2 separate regions of the Mus musculus genome follow, and region 2 is linked to region 1. A link is a loop called in an ENCODE intact Hi-C map of the cell type or tissue named here. Cell type or tissue: left cerebral cortex. All regions are shown on one strand. Links, peaks and the distances in the headings refer to the core of each region. The heading gives the core; the rest is flanking DNA. Region 1 has its middle 24 kb from the start of Gm36817. Region 2 overlaps A530021J07Rik (Riken cDNA A530021J07 gene).

Region 1 (2,914 bases), core at 101-2,600:
GTGCGTCTAAGCATCCTTATACTATTCTGTGATGATCTTGTAGTAGATTCACAGCAACCATCCAGCCAGTGCCTTCCTTCCCAGTTTATGTATGGCCCAGAAAATGGAAACTCAGATAAATTAAGAGACTTGTTTACGCTGGGAGTGGTGGCACATGCCTAAAGGATTAAAATCCTAGCACTCAGGAGACAGAGGCAGGCAGATTTCTGAGTTCGAGGGCAGCCTGGTCTACAAAGTGAGTTCTGGAACAGCCAGGGCTATACAGAGAAACCCTGTCTCAAAAACAAAAAAACAAAAACAAAAACAAAAAAACAAAACAAACAATTAAACAAACAAAAAAGAAACTTGTTCACAGTACCAAGGAGAGACTGGAGCTGGGATTTGATCCGAAGTCTCTCTGATTTGAAGCTCCAGCTTCTACAGTTTCTGACAAATGAACTGAGGCCTGCCAGATCAGACCCAGATACTGTCTTTGCTGAGGTGTCAGCCATTAAACTGGCAGGCTGGATGAATACCTTGAGGCTTGCTACATCATGAAGCACTTTCCTGAGGCCTCAGTTTGCAAATAAGAAATTTTCCTTGGAGTCTCTCCAAAGAGGAAGAGATGGGGTGAGGAGTGGGAGTAGGGGTGTGGAATGAGGGGTGGGGCATTACTTCCAGGCCCACAGCGGGAACAAATCGCTGCTCTTTGCAAAGCCCTTGACATTCAAGGATCCCTCTAGGAAGGAACAGGGTCATGCTTTGACACTTTTATCAAGGACCCTGCTCCTTCTATTTCTTCCCCTTCCCCTCCCCCTTCTTCCTCTTTCCTTTCGCCTTCTTCTTCCTCTTCCTCCCTCCTCCTCCTGCTCCTCCTCCTCCTCTTCTCATCTACATGTGGATGTAATGAAAGTCTGCTGGGCACTTGAGAAAAGGAGACACTGGAGTGGTGTAAGTAAGCTGTTACTGCCTCTCTTCCCAGCAAGCATGAGCTGAATAAAACATGTAGTCAATAAAACCCAGCAAAACAATGAAACGAAGCCCTTTGGTGCTCTTGTATTGGGTGTTAGGCAACCCAGAAACCTGTGGTCATAAAAAGGGGAATGAGGGGAAACTTTACACTCATAGGAACAAAGACAGCTCCGCAGAAGGTTGAAAAGAACACTAGCCTAGCTCAAGTCTTATCCTTGGGCACCTGGAAGCAGTTAGGTTTGAAAGCTGTGCAGACCTCAGGCCGGCTGCTCCCAGCTCTCCCAGGGATCTCGTTAGGGGTAGGCAGTGCAACGTGCTTTTCATTAGGAAACCCATTGATCCTACCCACAAAGATACATTTTTTTTCTTTTTTTTCCCCAATGGTAAATTTATAAGCTTTGAGCACAAAGATCATTTACAGTCTCCTCCTACCCCTTCTTTGCAGGGGATGGGGGTGGGGTGTAGAAAATTTGGAGCTGCCCTGGGTGCCAGCTGCCCTAGGTGACAATTCAAGAAAGTCGTCCCTTGACTGGCTGAACACTGCAAAGCAAACTTCAACACTTTCCTATTTCTGGTGAAGACTGGAAGGAAACGGGGAAGTTTTTCATCCTTGGTGCCTTGTTAGGACTTGGTATAAAGTAGGCCAGTGCAATTTGTCTATTTTGGGTTTCAGAAACATTTGTTCTTCCCACAAGAGGTATTTTAAATACCTTCAGACCACGACTGCAACCCTAAACAATTCATTAAAATAGGCTCTTTGGAGCCTAATTTTAAAACAAAAAGTTGTTGATGATAATGATCATGAATGAGCCAGGCAAGCGCAGCTGTCCAGTCCTCGGGCTTCAGAACTACTCAGAAAAGTAACAACATGATTGTCCGTAGTTGTGTCGTCCAGCCTCCATCTCCCCCAGAAGGCATCCACTGTAATAGAAGAGAATCAGATTGAGAGAAAGAAAGAAAATAATCTTGGCTAAATTGCAAACACTGAGTCACCAGGGAGGAAGGGCTGTTCTGAGCCAAATCTGCTGTATTTTCCCTTGGATTTGTCTCCTAGCCCAGGCCTAACTGTAATCATATCTAAGCACTACAGTAAATGTGCAAGGCCATTGGTAAGCCTCAAAACTGCTGGTTTAGTAAAAACTGCAAGACATTGGCCATGAACAGTCACAAGAATGGAGAACCAATGGCGAGACCATTCTTCCTCAGGCAGTCCTATTTGCTGAATGAGTTCCTGGGGTCATGCAACAGATACTGACTGATGTTGCAGGAGACAGGAATAAGGTGGCACCAGGCACATGATAGTGTGGTGGGCAATCTGTAAGTAACTGCGAGACCTTCTTCGGATCCTTCTGAAATTTGTTGTGCATGCCTTGGAACAAGTAGGGTGTCGTTTTATGATGTTTGTGGATTAGTGTGGGGAGACTTTGCCACAGGCTACGGCTCTGTGTTAGGGGAAGTAGAAAGAGGAAGAAGCATGCAGTCTATATTTTGGCTGTTTAACAATGGTTTGGTTAATAATCCTTTCCACCAGAGTGCAAGTAAATGCACATGCACACACATACACATTTGCAGTGTTGAGGGGCAGGAGACTGAACCCAAGGACTGTGGGTACTTTGAAAAGAACCTGCAAGATGGTTTCAAAGGTGTTGGGATAAGTTGAGCTTGTGCAGGTGCGTGTGCTATGACAGTAATAGGCCTTGTTTTGATCATGTTGATACAATTGCTAAGCTTTGTGCTTTTATAATACCGTCTCTTAGGCTGGCCAAATAGTTCAATGGGCAAAGGAACTTTCTGGCAATCCAGAACATAAGAGTTCAATCCCTGGGACCCACATGTTGGAAGGAGGGAACCAGTTCCCACAGGTTGTCCTCTAACTTGTACATCGTCTGTTCCATGAGTGTACCCAACTAAGTCAATCATCAATCAATCAGTCAACCAAACATGAACTAGAATTCCTGAAAAG
Region 2 (2,914 bases), core at 278-2,777, 100 kb after region 1:
CAAATCCAGACACTATTTTGGATGCTAAGAAGTACATGCTGAAAGGAGTCTGATATGACTGTCTCCTGAGAGACCCTGACAGAGCCTTACATATAGAGAGGTGGTTGTTCACAACTCGGGGTCCCCAATAGAAGAGTTAGAGAAAAGACTGAAGAAGTTGAAGGGGTTTGCAACCCCATAGGAAGAACAACAATATCAACCAACCCGAGCCCCCAGAACTTTCAGGGACTAATCCATCAACAAAGGAGTACACATGGCTCCAGCTGCATATGTAGCAGAGGATGGCCTTGTCATGCATCAATGGGAGGAGAGCTCCTTATCTGATGAAAGCTCAAAAAATGTCCCGGTGTAGGGGAATCAAGGGCAGAGAGGTGGGAGAGGGTGGGTGGGTGGTGGAACACCTTCATAGAAACAGGGGGAGGGAGGATGTAATAGGGTGTTTCCGGGAGGGAGGGAAACCGGGAAAGGGGATAACATTTGAAATGTAAATAAAGAAATTATCCAATTAAAAAAAAAGAACCAATTGGGGGAACAGGGCCTTAGCATCAGAACCACCGCCTACAATTGGAACCTTGAGGAGAGAGGAAGCCTTATTATTTGTGTCTCTCTCCATTACCTCCATGAAGGAATACAAGTCCTCACAGATGTCTTGATTGAAGACAGTCTGGTGAAGACCTTGGGAGAATCTCACAAGCCTCGTGAATCTCATGAGTCTTGTGAGCCACTCCCTCCCTCCCTGGGAAAATATTAATGGGCTTGATGTCTTGAGTGTCTTATACACATTTTAACAGCTGTGCAGCTTCAGAATAGTGATGATTGTGTCCAGTCTGGAGGGACCAGCTGGCTCCACACTTCCTTATATGCCTCCTTTCTTCCCTTTTGGAATGGAAAGGAGTGCTGTGTGCCACTGTATATTAGATTTATGTATTTTTGTTTACAGATGCATATAGATGAGTTTGGCTTGAATGTCTGAAGGGACTCTGAACTTTGGCCTGTTGAACAATATTATAATTGTTAAGAGTAAGGATATTTTTGAAGTTAGAGTAAATAGGTTTTGCATTATCAGATGATCATAATTACTGGGGGGTAGGGGCTGAATTATATTTTGAATCTGAAATGTCACCCATTGGCTCCTATTTTGGTCACTTATTCTCCGGCTGGTGGTGATACTATAGAAAATGTGGAACTTTCTGAAGTTGGTTGAAGCACGACACTAGGGAGATGCTTTTGAAGGTAACCTATAACCCCTGGTCCTGGCTCTTCTCTGGTTTCTTGTCTGTCACAATGTGAATAGATGCAACTATAGCACCACCATTATGGACAGAGCTGGTCTCTCTATAGTTTCCCTACCACTATGAACTGACACCTCCTGAAACCAGGAATCAAATGGAATCTTTCTTATGTTGTCTGGTATTTGATACAGAGTAGGAGAAAAGTAACATAATATCCAACAGTTTTCGACTTTGCTTCTCTGTCTCCACCTTCATCCTCTCCTCCAGAGCTGGTATCTGCCTTCCTTCTCCACTAAAAACAAGGAACACAACAATGCCTAGCCTAATAACATCTAGAGTTGGAAAATATCAGCTCCAGATTCTAGAACATTTCATCAGGGCCATTTGGTGTGGGTGCCTAGCTTTCTAAGTCTCACTGCTTTGGTGAGTCATTTTTTTCTGGAGCAAAGTGGAGACCTGCTTCTTCAAACCCACACACCCACCTCCCTTACTGAGCAGAAGCTGTGAATCCAGATGAAGGCCACAAAAGCAAAGCCTTTTCTTCCTCCAGGGAGCACTGTGTAAAAACACGTTATCTCCCCATGGAAGTTGGTGAGCTCCTTTCCCCTCCTCTTGTCATCAGTTCGCTGCACAGTGTCTGGAGTCAGAACTATCTGGCACACAGGACAGAGATCTTAATGACGTGAGGCCTCTTTCTTCCTCTGCAGAGGGAGGCTATTAGGGTATACCTTCCCAGAAATGGTGACCTACTGGACACAGTAAGCACTGAGGAGATGCCTGGCAGGTTCGGTGCTCGTAAATATCAGCATTGATTGTTTGGCAGACATCGTGAGCCTTCAGAGAGCATATACCTTCCGGTGAAACACCTCCGTGCTGCACAAAAGAACAGTGGCAACAGAGCAGCTTGGTCAGGGCACCTGACCTCTCTAGTCATTTCTGTAGGGAGATGAGGGCACAAGGCACATTTTTTCACCTGTTCTTCGCAGCAAACCCTGGAGACTCAGCTTTGTCTCTGAGTAGGAAATGACTTATGAAAATTGGAAAGACTTCAGGAACACACTTGGCACTGAGTGCCCAAAAGTGATTCCTAAGTACAGTCAGGGTTGCCAAGGTAGCGGCAGATCATGATTTTTTTACCTGATGGAGGTGACCCTACATTTATTCCTGAAGCTCCTGAAGGAGGTGACCCTATCTTCATTCCTGTAGATCCTGAGCCATTTGCCACCATGTAAGATTGTATTGTAGTTTCCCATGGACCTTCGTCATGGGGATGGTAATACTAGCAGCTGCCTCTGCTAGAGCTGCACTCCAGACAAATTTCCCACCTCTATTATGGAGTAGTATTCCAATCCCCCCTGGTAGTCTGGCTCTATCCCCTTCTCCCTTCCCCTGCTCACCAACCCACCCACTCCCACTTCCTGGCCCTGGCATTCCCCTACACTGGGGCTTAGAGCCTTCACAGGACCAAGGGCCTCTCCTCCCATTGATGACCAACTAGGCCATCCTCTGCTACATATGCAACTAGAGCCATGGGTCCTACCATGTGTATTCTTTGGTTGGTGGTTTAGTCCCTGGGAGCTCTGGGGGTACTGGCTAGTTCATATTGATGTTCCTCCTATGGGGCTGCAAACCCTGTCAGATCCTTGGGTCCTTTCTCTAGCTCCTTCATTGGGAACCCTCTG

What was found. Hi-C counts contacts between places; a loop is a spot of excess contacts. Peaks named below come from ENCODE experiments on the same cell type or tissue, not always from the same donor. Only the 100,000 strongest peaks of a DNase experiment are listed, where the experiment ranks them.
Region 2: a loop joins it to region 1, with 2.3 times the contacts of the local background. A loop is called at or near these places in 2 of 42 quality-filtered maps.

What each region holds. Positions count from the first base shown.
Region 1 is chr7:83,059,840-83,062,753 of GRCm38, forward strand. No RefSeq gene overlaps it. Among named protein-coding and RNA genes, the nearest start is that of Gm36817, 24 kb to the left of the region's middle. In left cerebral cortex, for the core only: no CTCF peak of the experiment used is centred there; DNase peaks (open chromatin) are centred at 1,148, 1,577 and 1,882; H3K27ac peaks cover 1,512 bases.
Region 2 is chr7:83,159,718-83,162,631 of GRCm38, forward strand. The region is part of intron 4 of A530021J07Rik (Riken cDNA A530021J07 gene); the gene reads left to right. Among named protein-coding and RNA genes, the nearest start is that of A530021J07Rik, 13 kb to the left of the region's middle. In left cerebral cortex, for the core only: no CTCF peak of the experiment used is centred there; a DNase peak (open chromatin) is centred at 1,705; H3K27ac peaks cover 998 bases.